Regions from separate parts of the Homo sapiens genome. Here region 2 is linked to region 1. A link is a loop called in an ENCODE intact Hi-C map of the cell type or tissue named here. Cell type or tissue: psoas muscle. All regions are shown on one strand.

What was found. A loop is a pair of places that touch in the nucleus more often than their neighbours do. Peaks named below come from ENCODE experiments on the same cell type or tissue, not always from the same donor. Only the 100,000 strongest peaks of a DNase experiment are listed, where the experiment ranks them.
Region 2: it touches region 1 in a loop (3-fold over the local background); 11 of 110 quality-filtered maps call a loop at or near these places.

What each region holds. Positions count from the first base shown.
Region 1 is chr16:83,823,049-83,831,048 of GRCh38, forward strand. No RefSeq gene overlaps it. Among named protein-coding and RNA genes, the nearest start is that of HSBP1, 19 kb to the left of the region's middle. In psoas muscle, a CTCF peak has its summit at 3,215 (motif pointing right); a DNase peak (open chromatin) is centred at 3,253; H3K27ac peaks cover 408 bases.
Region 2 is chr16:84,480,572-84,488,571 of GRCh38, forward strand. MEAK7 (MTOR associated protein MEAK7) reads right to left here. Exons shown (of 8, transcript NM_020947.4): 5 at 6,060-6,488; 6 at 2,021-2,139; 7 at 1-137. Among named protein-coding and RNA genes, the nearest start is that of ATP2C2-AS1, 17 kb to the left of the region's middle. RefSeq lists an enhancer at 2,692-3,193. In psoas muscle, a CTCF peak has its summit at 4,247 (motif pointing left); a DNase peak (open chromatin) is centred at 4,235.

The DNA of each region.
Region 1 (8,000 bases):
GGAGGGAAATAAATTTGAATCAAGTTCATTTTTTCCAACATTTTATTTTGAAAAATTTTAAACATTCAACAAAACTAAAAGAATTTCTACAGTGAACACCTGCATACTACCTACAGTCAACTACTAACATATGACTCTGCTTGATGTATGATCTTTCTGACTCTGCCATGGCACAGGTCACAAGAGACTGCCAGGAGAGGAAGGTTCCAGGCTCGCCCTGAGAGGGGCCAGTGTCTCAAAAGCAAACTGTCCTCAAAGAACCTGTATTATCAACATTCAAAGCCCTTCAAGAGGCCAGCATTGCCATCAGAGTCCTTGTGGAAATATCCATTTTTCCCTGGCAGTAACACCAGCAGCCAAAATTTGTTTTAAAAATTATTGCACCGGCTGGGTGCGGTGACTCATGCCTGCAATCCCAGCATTTTACGAGGCAGGTGGATCACTTGAGGTCAGGAGTTCAAGACCAGCCTGGCCAACACAGTGAAATCCCATCTCTACCAAAAAATACAAAAATTAGCCAGGTGTGGTGGCTCATGCCTGCATAATCCTAGCTACTTGGGAGGCTGAGGTGGGAGAATCACTTGACACCAGGAGGTAGAGGTTGCAGTGAGCTAAGATCGTGCCACTGCAACATAATGAGACCCTATCTCAAAAAAAAAAATATTGCACATTCCTTTGTGTCAGTTTTGTCTCATGACTAGTGTGGTAAAATTTGGCTACCTACTATGTATCTGTTTATTAACGTGTGCAGTAGGTTTAAATATTCTTACAACTGCTTACATGAAATAATAATTGAATAAATAGAATGCTTCCATACTCTGCAGCCCATGATTCTGAAAATCGTCTAATGGGCTGCACTGGCTTCTCTGGGCTGACCTGGAAACATTGTCATCTTCACAAGTTCTGTACCAGCACAGTGCCCGGCACGAAGTAGATGCTCAGCAAACATTTGATCATTGGATAGATGCATATCCTGGCAAGCTGTGGTCGGACAAAAATAAATAAATAAATAAAATTTTTTTAAAAAAAGGATCCTATAGAGTCAGTATCAAAGGTCTGCTGTTGTACTGATTGGGGGGAAAGATCTCAGGATCTCAGGATGTCATCTTGACTGAAGACAAGACTGACTCGGGTAACAGTGCCATTTGCTCCTTGAATGCATCTCTCACTCCGGACTGAATATTCAGCTCCCTGCAAATCCCTATAAGGTGATTCAGGAACCAAGGGACAGGAAATTCTCTTCAGGATATTTACATTCTTTATCACTTGCTTTCAGCTGCAAGTGGCCAGTAATCTACCTCAAGGCACTGAAGCAAGAAAGGGCATTTGTTGACACTTGGAAGCTGGGGTTTGGGGGTCAATTCAGACATTGCTGATCCAGCTGCTCAAATTCATCAGGAATGGCTGCTGCCACTCAACTCTACCATCCTGTATGATGCCTTGGCCACCATGGAAAGATGGCCACAAGCAGTTCCAGCTGCATTCAAACCCCTCAGGCATCAACCCCTGGACAACAACAGCTTCCCTGGTTGTTTCCCAAAGTTCCCGCAAATGTCCCAAGGTTGCATCTCCTTGGTCTGATTTGGGGTATATGCCTATCTCTGAGCCAGTCACGGAAGCCAGCCAAGAGGAGTGGAATAATCTCATCGGCCAGGCCTGGTTCAGCACCCTACACTGAGACCAGGCATGGGATTAACCCACTCATCAAAGAACTGGAATTGAGGATGGGGGAGAAGAGCTACCTAAGTGGGATCAGGTGCTATTTACAGGCTACGTAAATTTAAGGCTCACCAAGCTCCAAATATTCAGGAAGGTGCACCTAATTTCCAAGTCTTTCCCACTCTCTCTCCCTCTCCAGCCAGCCCCAGGTAGCTTCCCCCATTGCCTGGCAAACTCCGAGCTCCTAGTCTGACGCCAACATGGAACCCAAAGGTGAGTCTCTTCTTCTTCACGACTCAGTTTAATTCTCAGCATAAGCCCTCCAGTCAATTCGGTGCTCTAAAAAGTTGGAAAACATTTATTAAACACCCACTGAATGCCAGGAACTGTGCCAGGCCCTACACCAATGGTGCTGTATTCTACCTACTCATTAGAATCACCTGGAAAACTTTTACACACAGCAATGCTAGGGCCCCACGTGCAGCATTCATCATGCCCACATCATTAGTATTTTGCCAAAGTCCTCCCTCCCCTGGGTGTCCAGCCAGGGTGAGAATCCCGGCGTTAGGAAATAAGACGCATTATCCCGTACGTAATGGAGCGCCTTCTTGGAAGTTAAACGTTGAGCTGCCAGGTGTGCCTTCTAGAAAGAGCCCTGGAGGAGACAGGAAAGCACTGGGGTTGCAGTGAAGCAGGCCTGGTTGGAACCCACAGCTCCAACAGCAGGGCAGACACAAACTTGCCAGGCCCAGTGCAAAACGGAAATGCAGGGTCTTTTTATTTATTTATTTATTTTTATTTTTTTATTTTATTTTATTTTTTTTTTTTTGAGACCGAGTCTCACTCTGTGGCCCAGGCTGGAATGCAGTGGCATTATCTTGGCTTACTGCAACCTCTGCCTCCCGGGTTCAAGCGATTCTCCTGCCTCAGCCTCCCAAGAAGCTGGGAATTACGGGCACCCGCCACCATGCCCTGCTAATTTTTGTAGTTTTAGTAGAGACGGGGGTTTCACCATGTTGGCCAGGCTGGTCTCGAACTCCTGACCTCAGGCGATCTGCCTGCCTCGGCCTCCCAAAGTGCTGGGATTACAGGCGTGAGCCACCACGCCTGCCCAAGAAATGCAGCGTCTTGTGTTCAGAAACTATTAGGAATCTCAAGATAACAACGGCAGAGCATTAAACCGAGCACAGGGCCCTGTGCGTAGGTCACAGACCCCAGAGGCCAGCCCTGTTTTCCAGCTTTATTGCTCATAATCTTGGGAAAGTCACCTGGTCACCGCAAGCCTCCTGACTGTCATTTCTGCGAAGGGGATAGCAATAATTTCCTCCAGGTTTTTGTGCAGATTGCAATAAGATTATGAACGTGCCATGCTTAGGGCGGGGCTTAAGCACTCATTCAGTGGGTGAAAGGAAGAGGAGAGAAGAGAGGAAGAGAAGCAGACTGACTGTTCAGTGTGAGTGGAAGCCCCATCTCCACGCGAAAACAGAGCAAAACCAGGATGAAGGCCACCCACGTAGTACCGTGGCCTGCCCTGCTCAGTAGCCGCGCCCAGACTTCCATCTGTGGCCAGCAGAGGGCAGCGTTGTGCAACTAAAGCCCCAGGATTCGGGCAAGGCCCCAAACCCAGAGGACAACTTTGCTAGAAGGTCTGGCAGGGAACCTGCATAATTTACTCCTGAGTCTCAGAACTAAAGTAAACAACGCCCCAAGAAATGATACCTAAGAGGCACATGACCTGCATGCAAATAAAGAGGCAGCATGAAGTAATCGCTTTCGGGGACGGTCTAATTTCCCCCTTGCCCCACCCCGCTCCCAGGATGAGAAGCTTCAGACCCCTGCATGATTTTCCCAAGGCTGTAAGGAAGGATGTTTGATAGGGACTTTCCTGTGCCGTGTTTCATTCGATTTTCCCGATAATCTGAAAGTTGGGCATTTTTATATATTCTTTTGTTTCTAAACAGAAGAGTAAATCATGCTCTGCAAGCTGTCTCTGGGACGTGCTGGCCTCCCTTCCACCCCAGGACCTTTGCTTGTGCTGTTGTTTTTGGCAGAAATCCCATCCTCCCACCGCACAGCTCCTTCACTTGGCGAACAGCTCGGTATAGGTACATCTCAAGTCAGACATCACGTCCTCAGGGAGCTTTGCTCAAATCTTGCACACCTGGCCTGGTGCTGTGGTTTCTGCTTTCATACCAGCTTGTTCTTTTCAGAGCTTCTATCATGGTGGTATGTGTATCTGTGTGACTCTTTGATTGTCTTTCTCCCTCACTAGCCTGTAAGCACCAAGAAGGCAAGAACTGTTTTTGCCTTCATTGACTCCCTAGTATCCTGGACATTGGCTGGCACACCCTACCAATATTTATTTGTTGAATGAATGAATGAATGAACTTGCCCAAGGTAGCACAGCTGGTAAGAGGCGAACTGGCATTCGACCCAGATCCTCTGACCCGCTAATCAGTCCACATCCCACTTTATCTTATTGCCATATATGAGCAAATGTTGAAAATTGGTGTTTTTTTTAGTCTTCCCACCCAAGGGGGCCTGCGGGACTTATATACCAACACCTGTCAGTCATGGTTGGGGGCTGCTGGGGTGGAGAGGTGGGCACGCAGTGGTGCCAATTCCCTGGAACGGATGGTAGCGTGAAATCCAGCGGCAACAGAAAGCTCTCAAGCAAAGAAGCACAGCTGCTGGTGGTCAGATGTCAGGCCAGAGTTTACAGAAGTGACAAAGGCAGGGGACATGGGAAGGTCACTATATAGATTGTGTCCCCCCAGAAACGTGTGGAAGTCCTAACTCCCGCTGCCTGTGAATGTGATCTTATTTGGAAACAGGTTCTTTGCATATGTAATCAAGTTGAGATTAGGTCATGCTGAATTAGGGTGGGCCCTAAATCCAATGACTAGAGTCCTTCTAAGAAGGTAATTTTCACAGATAGGAAACACCCAGGGAGAAGGCCACGTGATGATGGAGGCAGAGACTGGAGTGACGCAGCTGGGAGCCAGGGAACATCAACGATCACCAAGTGTCTCCAGGAACCATCAGGAGCTGGAGGGGCGGGAAGGATCTTCCCGGGAGCATGGATTTGTAGACACCTTGATTTTGGACTTCTGCCCTCCAGAACTATGAAAGGGTAAGTGTCTTCTGTTGTAAGCCCCTCAGTTTGAGGTTGTAAGCTCCTCAGTTTGGGGTTGTAAGCCCCTCAGTTTGGGGCATTTTGTTGCAGTGGCCCTGGGAAATGAATACGGGCCCCTACAGTGCCACGATGGTCAATGGGGAGCTTTGTGCTAGTGACTGGGAGTACGACACAGTGCTTGCAGCTTGGAAAACTCTTAGTACAGGGTCCCGCAATTTGTAGTTGGTGGAGCCCAGATTTCTGCGCTGTCATATCTGCTCCTCGAGGCTATGGAGTGAGTTTCTCTCCTCTTCTTCAATCAGCGATTACCCCACCCCCAGCTTTGCAGTGCATCCCTTCTCATCTCCCAGGGCACTCCTATCCCATCCACACTATTCACAGAGGGTGTGCAGGCTGGGACCCATGTGAGGCAGACTCGGGATGGCGTTGCTGTCTGAGAAACTGCACAAGTCTTTATTTCAGTTTTCCGCTGCTGTGAAGAGGCCACGCGGGCCCAACAATAGGGTTCCAGTCTCTCCGTGAGCCTCCCTGGACCCCTCACTCCCCCAGGTGTGTCTGTGCCCAGGAACACCTCACCATCTTGTCCCAGGAACCTGCAGCCCTTTTCATCCTCCGACTCACCTCCAGATTCTACTTCATGAAAGCACCCCTTAAAATGGTCAGTCCAAGCCAGATCCTCCTTGGAAGATGGGAGAGCAGAGAAGCCAATGGCAGTGCCCGCCTCTGGCAGGGCAGAGGGTGAGTGAGTCAGAACAGGTCAAGGGCTCATCATTTTCATGGCCCAGTCTCATTGATGGAGAGACCCTCAGAATACTCTGTCCTGGCTAAGACTAGAGAAGGGGGCTGAGACCTCCGTCTTGAAGATAAGGGAGAGGTCAGAGGATCAGCTGACCTCTTTGAACAGCCTGTCCCCTGGGACTGGAGTGAAGGCCTCTGGGACCTGAGCTATCCTACCTAGACCACCATCCTCCCCACTCCTCAGCCCATGTGACTGGGTGAGGGCACAAGCCTAGGAAAGAAGGCACTCTGCACCTGACTATTACGAGATGATAGAGATGCACCAGCCCCTGGACAAGCACTGGGTCCCTTGACACCAGCAAGAATGAATAGGGGCTCAGTCCTCACTACATTGAGGCCCCACGTAGCAAGCACAACCATCCCCTCTGACATGTGGCATCAAATTGCACGTCAGCATAAGGAATCCTGGTAGATTTTTTTTTTTTTTTTATCTATCTATTTATCTGAAACAGGGTTTTACTCTTGTCGCCCAGACTGGAGTGCGATAATGTGATCTCACTGTAACCTCCACCTCCCAGGTTCAAGCAATTCTCTTGCCTCAGCCTCCTGAGTAGCTAGGATTACAGGCGTGCGCCACCACGCCCGACTGATTTTGTATTTTTAGTAGAGATGGGGTTTCACCATGTTGGCCAGGCTGCTCTCAAACCCATGACCGCAAGTGATCTGCCCTCCTCATCCTCCCTAAGTGATGGGATTACAGGCCTGAGCCACCGCTCCTGGCCCTCGGTAGATTTTTAGAAACCTTCATCTCTGTGTGATTCCAGAAGCTCCAGGAGGCCAACAGCAGCCTGGGAAGGTGAAAAGCCTCCTCCTCCTAACCAGCCCACAGACAGAGGCTTTGGGACTCACTGGGGTGGCTGGGCCTGTATCCTAGAGGAATGTGCACAAGTGCACAGGGAGGCTGAGGCACCGGCCAGGCCTGAGTGACCTGCTCCCTGGCCCGCTCCTGCCTCCTCCCTCCATGCCCCTTAATCTTTTGCTTGCAGTCCCATTTTTCAAGTAGAACGAAGGCGTGCAAGTAAATCAGCACTGAAAGATGACATCACAGCGTCTACCTACAGGGAGGCGGGGAAAAGGGTGATTTCATTTTATTTTGTACATTGCTTTACTGTTTGCATTTTTTAACAGGCACATACGTTCACGCATAACCTGTATAATCAATTTTGTCTTCTGTTTTCTTAATTCCCCAACAGGCAGGACAGCCGTGTCCTACATTTCCCGCCATTTCCCCATGGTGATGGAGCTGCAGGGGTCCTGAGAGAGGGACGCTCACAAGGTCCCCGCACCACTTCCCGAGGGTCCCAGAATGACAGATTCGTATTCTAAAGGTGAGTCTGTCAATTGCATTCTGCCCTATGGCAGTCCGGCCAAGGGGGTGGCACCGCAGAGCCAGGAGGGCAATCCCAGTTCACGGTCACCAGGCTCAACCGCAGGCAACGGGCTGGTTGCATTCGTGTGGCAGGTCCTGGCTCCCCTGTTGTGTAGACAGGAGCGCGCGGTGAGCGGAGTGTCGGCCACAAACTCTTGCCCTGGGCGTGGCCATGTGACTTGGTTGATCCAATGGGATAAGAGCGGGGATGACAGAGCCCGCCCCATCCTAGGTCCCTGCCTGAGATGCTGGAGCTGAGCGTCCCAGCCACGTGCGCATGCTGGAGCGGAGGGGCTGTGCCTGGCCAGTGCTGCGTATGGGGGGGCGCCTCCGTTTCATGTCTGGTCAGTTTAGGGACGCCGCATCATTGCAGCAAAAGCCTGACTCCATACCGCTGAGAAATCACCGTGGCTAATGCAGAAGCTGAAGTAGGGCTGTCTTCCATGTGACTCTGGCAAAAAGTCATATGAGTTATTCAGGTCACATGACAGGCCCCCCAACCCTGATCTGAAGGTGGCCACGTGGTGAGGCAGGCCAAGCAGAGTGCTTTTCCCAGCGTCGGTACCAAGGTGCGTTTCTTTTTCGAAATCACAGCTGTAGGAGGCGGCAGCCTGGGCTCCCTGTTGCGGGGCGGAGTCTGTGGTGGGACATCCGAGACGAAGCCACTTTACTCATTAGGTGTAAACGGCCCAGCGCTGGGGCCTACGGACTTCTCAGGACCTGTACATTTATGAGAGACTTTTGTGGGGAAGGGGATGGTATTGATACCAAAGTGAAATTCCGAGGTCCAACACGTTTGAATCAATATCTACAAAAGATACCATTATACCAACCTCATTAACAGGTATATTTAGCATTCATAGAATGTTGTGTTGGTGAGTAAGTTGTAGGTGCCACAAAAATTCCCAAGTATGCGGGATAACTGCTGAGAAATCATAGCCAGCAGTAGAGGGAGTGACTTGCTGTGGAATGCCTCGGGGAGGAAGGCTTCAGTAGCGGGTAGCACAGACCCCCTTGATGCTGGGTCAAACCAATAGG
Region 2 (8,000 bases), 660 kb after region 1:
TTATCAAACTGGAAGTTCTCCTGAGCCGACAGCTGCGGGCTGTTGTACGTGGTGCACGTGGGCTTGGCTCTGCTGTGTCCTTTCCCAAAATCAACATCCACCCAAAGCCCAAAGTAATTGTGCTGCCCCCCCATACCCTGCAAAGGAAGCCAGGACAGAGAATAGCATCAGCAACTCCTCAGGGTCTGTGGACATCAAATACCACAAGCCAGCCTCTCGCCTTAAGTACCAGCCTGAGACAGGGGCGGGTGAGTGGTGAATGCCATCATCTTGTTTTCCTTAACTGTGAAATATATCAATTACTGCCATTTAAGCATCCCATGCCAAGTTACTAGAACAGTCATCTATGTCTCCAGACACCCACCCCATGGCTCTTTCTCAAGAAGATTTGCTGGCTGAAAGCACAAGTGACATCAGAGAATTAAAAATGTTAAATATATATAGAGAAAGAGACCTCCAGGGCCCAGGGCCCCGCCCAGTTAAGATAAGGGGAGAGGTGAACACAGAAGCTGACACTGCAAACCCCCTGTGTTGGGGCCCCAGTGCCCCGCTTCCGGGCAGCGATCCTCACCCCAAGACAGGCTGGGAAACTCAGCTCCGAGTGTGTGGCTTACAGGATGCGGAGGCAGACCCGGAGGCGGATGCGAACCCCTGTGCCTTCCACCCTCAGTCACATGGCTGGGCTCTGAGCTGTTCAATCTCACCCTGCAGAGAACCTCCTCTGGTCCCTGGTAGGCCTGTAACACCTGGCACGCCCTAGTTCTGACCTTGGGCAACCAGAGACCCGAGCACACTGCCCAGAGTTGACACGCGGAGCCGCTCTCTCAGGGCCAATGACGAGCGATGACCGGGGCCTGCCGGGTGCTGCCTGTGAGGCTGGCACCCTCACTCCTGCCGCCACCAGACCGCCCTTTCCAGAAGGTGCCAGGTGTTCTAGGTGGCCTGGCCACGCCCCTCCCTCTCTCCAGGGCAGCAGTGTGGTAAGCCTGGGAAGGACGCTGGTCCCTATATCGGACCAGCCTTCTCTGCCCTCAGCTCTGCAGAAACAGGGCTGGATTTTCCCAATAAGAGCTTTCTGTCAGCTGGGCGCAGTGGCTCACGCCTGTAATCCCAGCACTTTAGGAGGCCAAGGCGGGTGGATCACGAGGTCAGGAGATGGAGACCATCCTGGCTAACATGGTGAAACCCCGTCTCTACTAAAAATACAAAAAAATTAGCCAGGCGTGATAGCGGGTGCCTGTGGTCCCAGCTACTTGGGAGGCTGAGGCAGGAGAATGGCGTGAACCTGGGAGGCGGAGCTTGCAGTGAGCCGAGATCGCGCCACTGCACTCCAGCCTGGACAAGAGTGGACTCCATCTCAAAAAGAAAAAAAAGAAAAGAAAAGAGCTTTCTGTCAAGCAGCAGAGGAAAGAAATCAGCAGGGGAGCTGGCAGGAGCAAGCTGAGCTTCGGCGTGGATGCTGCCCCAACTCCTGCCCTCGGGCCTGCCTGGACCCGTGCCCACCCACTCCCTGCACCCGGCCTAGGCCTCCCCCGCTTCCCCCTGCTTCCTGTGCCATGTCACCAAGCTGAAGCGAGGGCTGGACAGGAGCCACGGTCACCCCAACTGGGGCCCCACATGCTGTCTCATGAGCTGCCGGCCGTCCATTCCCCTTGGTCCAGCACTCCCACGTATGAGGCAGGCCAGCGACGCGCAGGGACAGGTCTGGCGCTGACACCATCCCTAGCCACAAAGGCTACAAACCAATCATCTGAGGGCCAGAAAAATGGGCCAAGTGTGCCATCTGCACACAAACCACTGAGAAGCCCCAGCAGAGGCCACATCCTTCTCTAAGGGAAACCCTGGCCCAGCTGTCACTGCCCCCAGCACCGGCCCTGGAAACAGAAGGAACTGGACATGGCGTGCGTGAGGAACTGAATGCCACGCGCCCTGCCCTGATCTGTGGAGCTGAGCCTCGGGGTTGACACCTTTGCTGGGGGACATCACCAAGGCAAGACCACCACGCTCTGCCCGGGCTCACCAGTCCGTTCGGGATCGTCTGCTGTCCATGGTTCAAGTACATGTAGTGGTCGTTGTAGCCCGTGTGTGTGTACACAGCCATGCTGGGGCAGATGGAGAACAGGAAGCATCTGTTGTCCCCTGAAAGTAGCCAGAGAACAAAACAAACAGGGTCGGTGTCTGAGCCGGTCCCACAGGGCCGGAAATGCCGGTAAGCTGCAGCTCAGGAAGCAACAGGGCCAAGACCCTTCTCACCCATGTCCAGGTGTCGGCAGATCAGGGTTTGGGACAAGCTGCTAGGGACCCAGGTGGATGAGCTGGGGATGCAGGGATTAGAGGGACAGCTAATAAGGAATGGGACATCTTTTAGCTCTGGCCAGGGGAGCAGAGATCAGAACTCTGCCCACTGTCTGCTGGAATCAGTTCAGGCTGGCCAAGCACATCCGAGCCAGAAAGAGCAGGCTTCCTTTAGCTTATGAGCACGGGGCAGGTGGTCACTCCGCAGAGACTGAGGCCTCCAGCACAGCCTACCTGAGCAGGCAAGTGACGCTGCGTAGTGCTGACCCCGGCCTGAAAGAACGTACCATGCAGAGAGAGAAAACCTGCAGCTGCAGAGCTGTCCCCAGGGGCACGGCCTACGAAAGGAAGTAGTTTACCCTCGCCCAAAGGCATGGGGTGGGCACACAGGCCATTAAAAGAAAGGTACCAGTCAAAACTCTGGAAACTATGGGTCCCCAGTCTCAGAGACTCCTCCACTCCATAAGCACCTCAGCACTGGGGACAGGGCCGTAGGCCAGGCCTCGTCCTCGGAGCTCCCAGCGAGGGACACTTCCCACCATGTTCTGAGGACTTGGCCGGAAGGGCTGCCCGCCTCGACACCAGCATACACAACTGTCACAACAAGCTGGAAGGCTGCAGAGAAACAAGCTCATGGGAATTTGGGGTTGGGCTATTCATCAGGTGGGAAAGAAGTCACAGGAAGCAAATTGGGGGCACCATGATGGAACGCAGATAAGAAGGGGGCACCAAGACCAGGAGGCTGGAAGAGGACGATGGCCCCGAGCAAGCCAACAGGGCTCAGTCTGTAGAGTGTGGGCTGACACCGCCCAAGGCTCCAATCTAGAAAGATCGCTGGGGGGCCTCTGCCATCAGGGTCTGGGAGGCTTCTGGGAGGCAGCTTCCGAGGTCAAGAGGGAGGCCCTGAAACAGAGCTGGCTGGGGCAAGAGTCCCCATGGAGAAGGGATCCCATGAGGACAAGGTGTGGGACAGGTACGGAACAGTGGGGCTTGAGAGCATCGGGTGGAGGAAGGAGGATAGTTAGGCTAGAAAGTTCCACTGGAACCAGCTAAGTGAAGGGCTTTACTCTGGGCTACAGACTCAGGCTTGCTTCACTGGGTTTCAGCAGCCCCAGAGGCTTGAGGGCAGGTTTAGACGCCGCCATGAACAGCTGGGTCACACCCGTCTGCACTGCCCCCGCCCCGCTCTCCCCGACTGGACTTCAGGTAAGCGGCCCTTTGCTTTGCAATCCTGAGCCCGTCTTGCTGCGGAGCAAGGTCGCAGGGCCACAGAGTTCAGGCCTCAGCTGCGATAGGCCCAGATCCTAGTCCACCCCCAAGGGCTGTTCTCCATAGGGAAAGCCAGGAGGGGGAAGCATCATTCCCAGAATACAGGGCAAGGACCTGATGAGTTATGATTATCTGTGGAAAAAAGTGACACCAACAACGAGGACTCCTTATCTCATTCCCATAAAACAATACCCAAGCGTGCGGCCACCAGCACCTGACGCTCGGCCGCCGAGGAGCTGCCTGCCCACACAGCATGGTTTCGTGTAATTCTGAGGAGCTGAGGCCCAGAAAATGAATCAATCACCTTGCCCAGGGCTAGAGCTGGGACTCAAAATCCTGTGTTCAATCCAAAGCCTTGGGCCTTTTCAATGATTGCACAGAAAACACAAGCCAAAAGGCTCTAAGTATAATCAGTTCTTCTTTCCTCAAGCAAAAACACTCTGATGAAAACAGTCCTTTAAAAAGGTTTACGAAGCCACATTACCCCGCAGGGAAATATCCTCTGTACTCAAGGAGGTGGCCACCCTCCCCAGCATTTGCCTTCATTGTTTGTCCCACAGCTATTAAATCACTTAAAGTCTCAGATATTAGAGGTCATTATTTCCAGGACAAGCGGACAGCACGCTCTCCGAACTTGACCCACAGTCCACGGATTTGTACCATGCGTGGTGTGAGGCTGCCCTCTGCTGTTGTTTCGTGAGTATGGACACGTACTGCAACAGAATGAACTCGGGTTTGAAAACTTGGCCACTGCATTTTTCCCACATGCTTCAGCAAGATTAAGTCTGCTTGTTAATAAAACATAAAGAGCCAGCAGAGTCCATCTGAAATTAACATTAAAGGCTCTGGAGGGAGCAGCAGCTTTACCCTGATCATGATGCTCAGGGTCTCTTCATATCCTAAAGCCGAGCCTTCAGCCATGCAGTGAGGCAGAGCAATGTGTAATTTCCCCGGAGCCCGAGGCTGGGCTGGTGGGCACATGCCCTATGCCTGTGACATGGAGGCAGGGCAAGGTGGGTGTGCAGAAGAGAGTGGCCGTGGCAAGGCTGAGGCTGCTGTCTCTAGAAAGGCCCACCTGCAGGGCCGGCCCTGGGCTGGCACCTGGAAACTTTGATTTGGGGAGAATTCCCACCATTCCCAGAACTAAGATAAAGATCTAGAACATCCTGAAACCTAGATATAAATCAAACCCTAGAAACAATGCAATCTAGGAGATAGAGGTGCCCAACCCTCAACCTGGTGACCCCTGCTACCTATTCCAGCCAGATGCCACCTAGCCTCTGCTGAAAGCTCTCCTGCAAGGGCAACTCCACCTGGACACAGTTCCCGGCCTTCAGAACCTCTGCCTGGTGGAGAAATGACGATTCCAGAGGTGCGGGGTAAGATACAGGATGTACCGGGGAATGCCAAAGGCAAACCCTGGGGATGGTGGCCCACTCTCAAGTACAGAGGACAGCCCACTGATGGGCGACGCATCTGTAAACATTTCAAAAACTATCTATCTATCCATCCATCCATCCATCCATCCATCTATCTACCTATCTATCTATCTATCTATCTATCTAGAGATGGAGTCTCGCTCTGTTGCTCAGGCTGGAGTGCGGTGGTATGATCTCGGCTCACTGCAACTCTGCTTCCGAGGTTCAAGCAATTCTCATGCCTCAGCCTCCCACGTAGCTGGGATTACAGGCATGCGCCACCACACCCATCTAATTTGTGTACTTTCAGTAGAGACGTGGTTTCACCACGTTCACCAGGCTGGTCTCAAATGCCTGACCTCAAGTGATCCACCTGCCTCGGACTCCCAAAGTGCTGGGATTACAGGCTTGAGCCACCACGCCCAGCCTTATTATTTTTTTTTTTTTTTTAAGATAGAGGCAAGGTCTCACTATGTTGCCCATGCTGGTCTCAAACTCCTGGGTTCAAGTGATCCTCCTGCCTCAGCCTCCCAAAATGCTGGGATTCCAGGTGTGAGCCACTGCACCTGGCCTGTGTTTTAAATATTTTTAAAGGACTCTTTTCATCAGAGTATTCTTCCTTGAGGGAAGGAAAAGAATTTACTTAGAACCTTTCATCCAGTGCATTCAAGGTCATGCACAAAGCTTCCAAATTCCAACAAGCAAACGCGTGGCGGTGGGGGCAGGGGCAGGAAGGCCCAGGGAAGGAAAATGTCCGATCTGAACCAATTACCATCTCCTGGTCCCCTCGGAGGCATCTGTGGCTTGACTTCTCCCACGCCCCATAGACCCGGCACCGTGTAATAACTGGGCCCGTGTCCTCGCCTGAAAACTGGGGGTCACACGGCCTGTCCTGAAGAACTCTGATGTGATAAACACCATAGAGCAGCATCACATTTTCCTATCGCCCCGACTGCGTCTAGAGAAACACTTGGAGAAGATGGGAGAGCCCTATTTAGCACCCCCACCCTCTCCCTTTCTCCAGAGCTCTTTGCCCGTGCTGTGCCACTCGTCAAGGTTCAGGACACCAAGTCTTACCTTGAAACTGAGGCTTCACCTCCCAAGAGCAAGAGGCAAACCCACCGAACACATGCTTGTCATGGTCCTCGAGGACAGCCACACAGGGTCCCCGGTGAGTGATGTGGCCACAGAGCTGGGAGAAGCTGTGTCCATGGAGCTCAGACGAAAAGAGCAGGCACCAGCGGTGCCGCTGCTCCCGAGGCAGCTGGGCGTTGATGTACATGACAGAGAGGACATCCAGGATGCTCTCAAAACCCCTGCCCTGGTCCACTTGACGCTCAGGGACCAGGGTAGTCAGATCAAGAGACGAGCACAGGATGAGAAAGCCCTTGCAAATGACCACACTCAGGAATATGGCCACATGGGGGACCCTGAACACCCAGTCCTCGATCACAGCTCGGTCACAGTCATAGTCCAGCCACTGGGGCCCCAGAAGTCTCTTGCCATCTAGGGGAAGGGGATGGTCAGCATTAGTGGGGCTGTTATGTCACCATTTAGCTACTATCTAAACCCACACTGATCAGTGTGGGAGCCACGAGTCACATGCAATTACTGAGCACAGAAAACAGGGCTCGTGTGAATTGAGAGGTGCCGTCAGTGTAAAAGGCACACTTGATTTCAAAGATTTGGTATGAAAAAAGAATGTAAAATATCTCAATTTTTAAATATTCATTACATTTCAAAATTGTATTTAGGACATATTATTAGAATCAGTTTTCCCCTGTTTCTCTTTACTCTTTTAACATGGTCCCTAGAAAAGGGAAAATTTCACATGGGGCTTGCTTTGTCTATTGGCCAGCACTGATCTAAACAATCCGACTTCAACACTTTTCTCTCCTCTCCAAGCAGCATTTCAGAACCCCTCGAGATGGCAGTGCCCTGGCAATGGGGCTGGAATAAATGCCTGAGCTACACCTGGAGCCGCTCATCCAAGGGCGTCGGTCCTGCCAAGGTCACTGGAAGGGGAATGTTCCCAGCCAGTCAAGGGGCTGGTAGGGCACTTCCTGGGACTCCTGCAGTTTATCTGGGAAGTGCGGGTTTCATTCGCCACTAATCAGGCTTAATCATACAGCACTTGGAGCCCTATTTTCCATCCCTCACCCACTAAGAGTGGAGGTGACAGTAAGAGCGTGGGAGCACACACCTGGGACTCGAACAGCTGGCTTCAAACCCGAGCTCAGGAACAGCATGACCTTGCCAAGGTCTGGACCTCTGTGCCTCAGTTTCCTCAGGTATAAAATGGAGGTAAGGCCAGAACCTGCCCCGCTCGGTTATTACAAGGAACAGAGGAGCTTTTACGTCTTAAGCTCTTGCTGACACAAAGGCCCCATTTACAGAGATTATAATTCCCAACCTAGCGAAAATTTGACTAAGCTGAAATATTTTGTGTAACTCAGGCCCATTTTATTAAGCAGGAAATGTAAAAGTACTCCCAACTTCTGATAATTCAAAATTCCTATCATTTCTATTTATTTTTCAAACAGTTTCATTTCTCATTACCTATATATTACTTGAAATCTTAAGGATAATTTTAATCGTCTGAATTACCTTTTCTACTTCACTGAAAACTTTAATTTTTATTTTCATGATTCTTCTTTTAAAACATACTGATTCTAGATGGATGAACAGTTTACCCATAAGACGAATTACTGATACTTACTTGTAAAATTCTTTCCAAGTTCCAAATACCTCATCTAAACTAACTTCTGAAATATAACCTATTTTCAAGCTGTACTTTAAAATCTGGCTTTAAAACAAAAGGGCAACATATTTATAAAGTAAGTCTGCTTTGCAAAGTGATTTGCCACAAGGTTTTTTTTTTTAATCCCAATTAAATTTAAATATATACTGCTTCTCACCCAACAACAGAATACACATTCTTCTCAAATGTGCTTTAAACATTATCCAGAAGTGACCATACTATAGGCCATAAATGATGCATCAACAAATTTTAAAGGA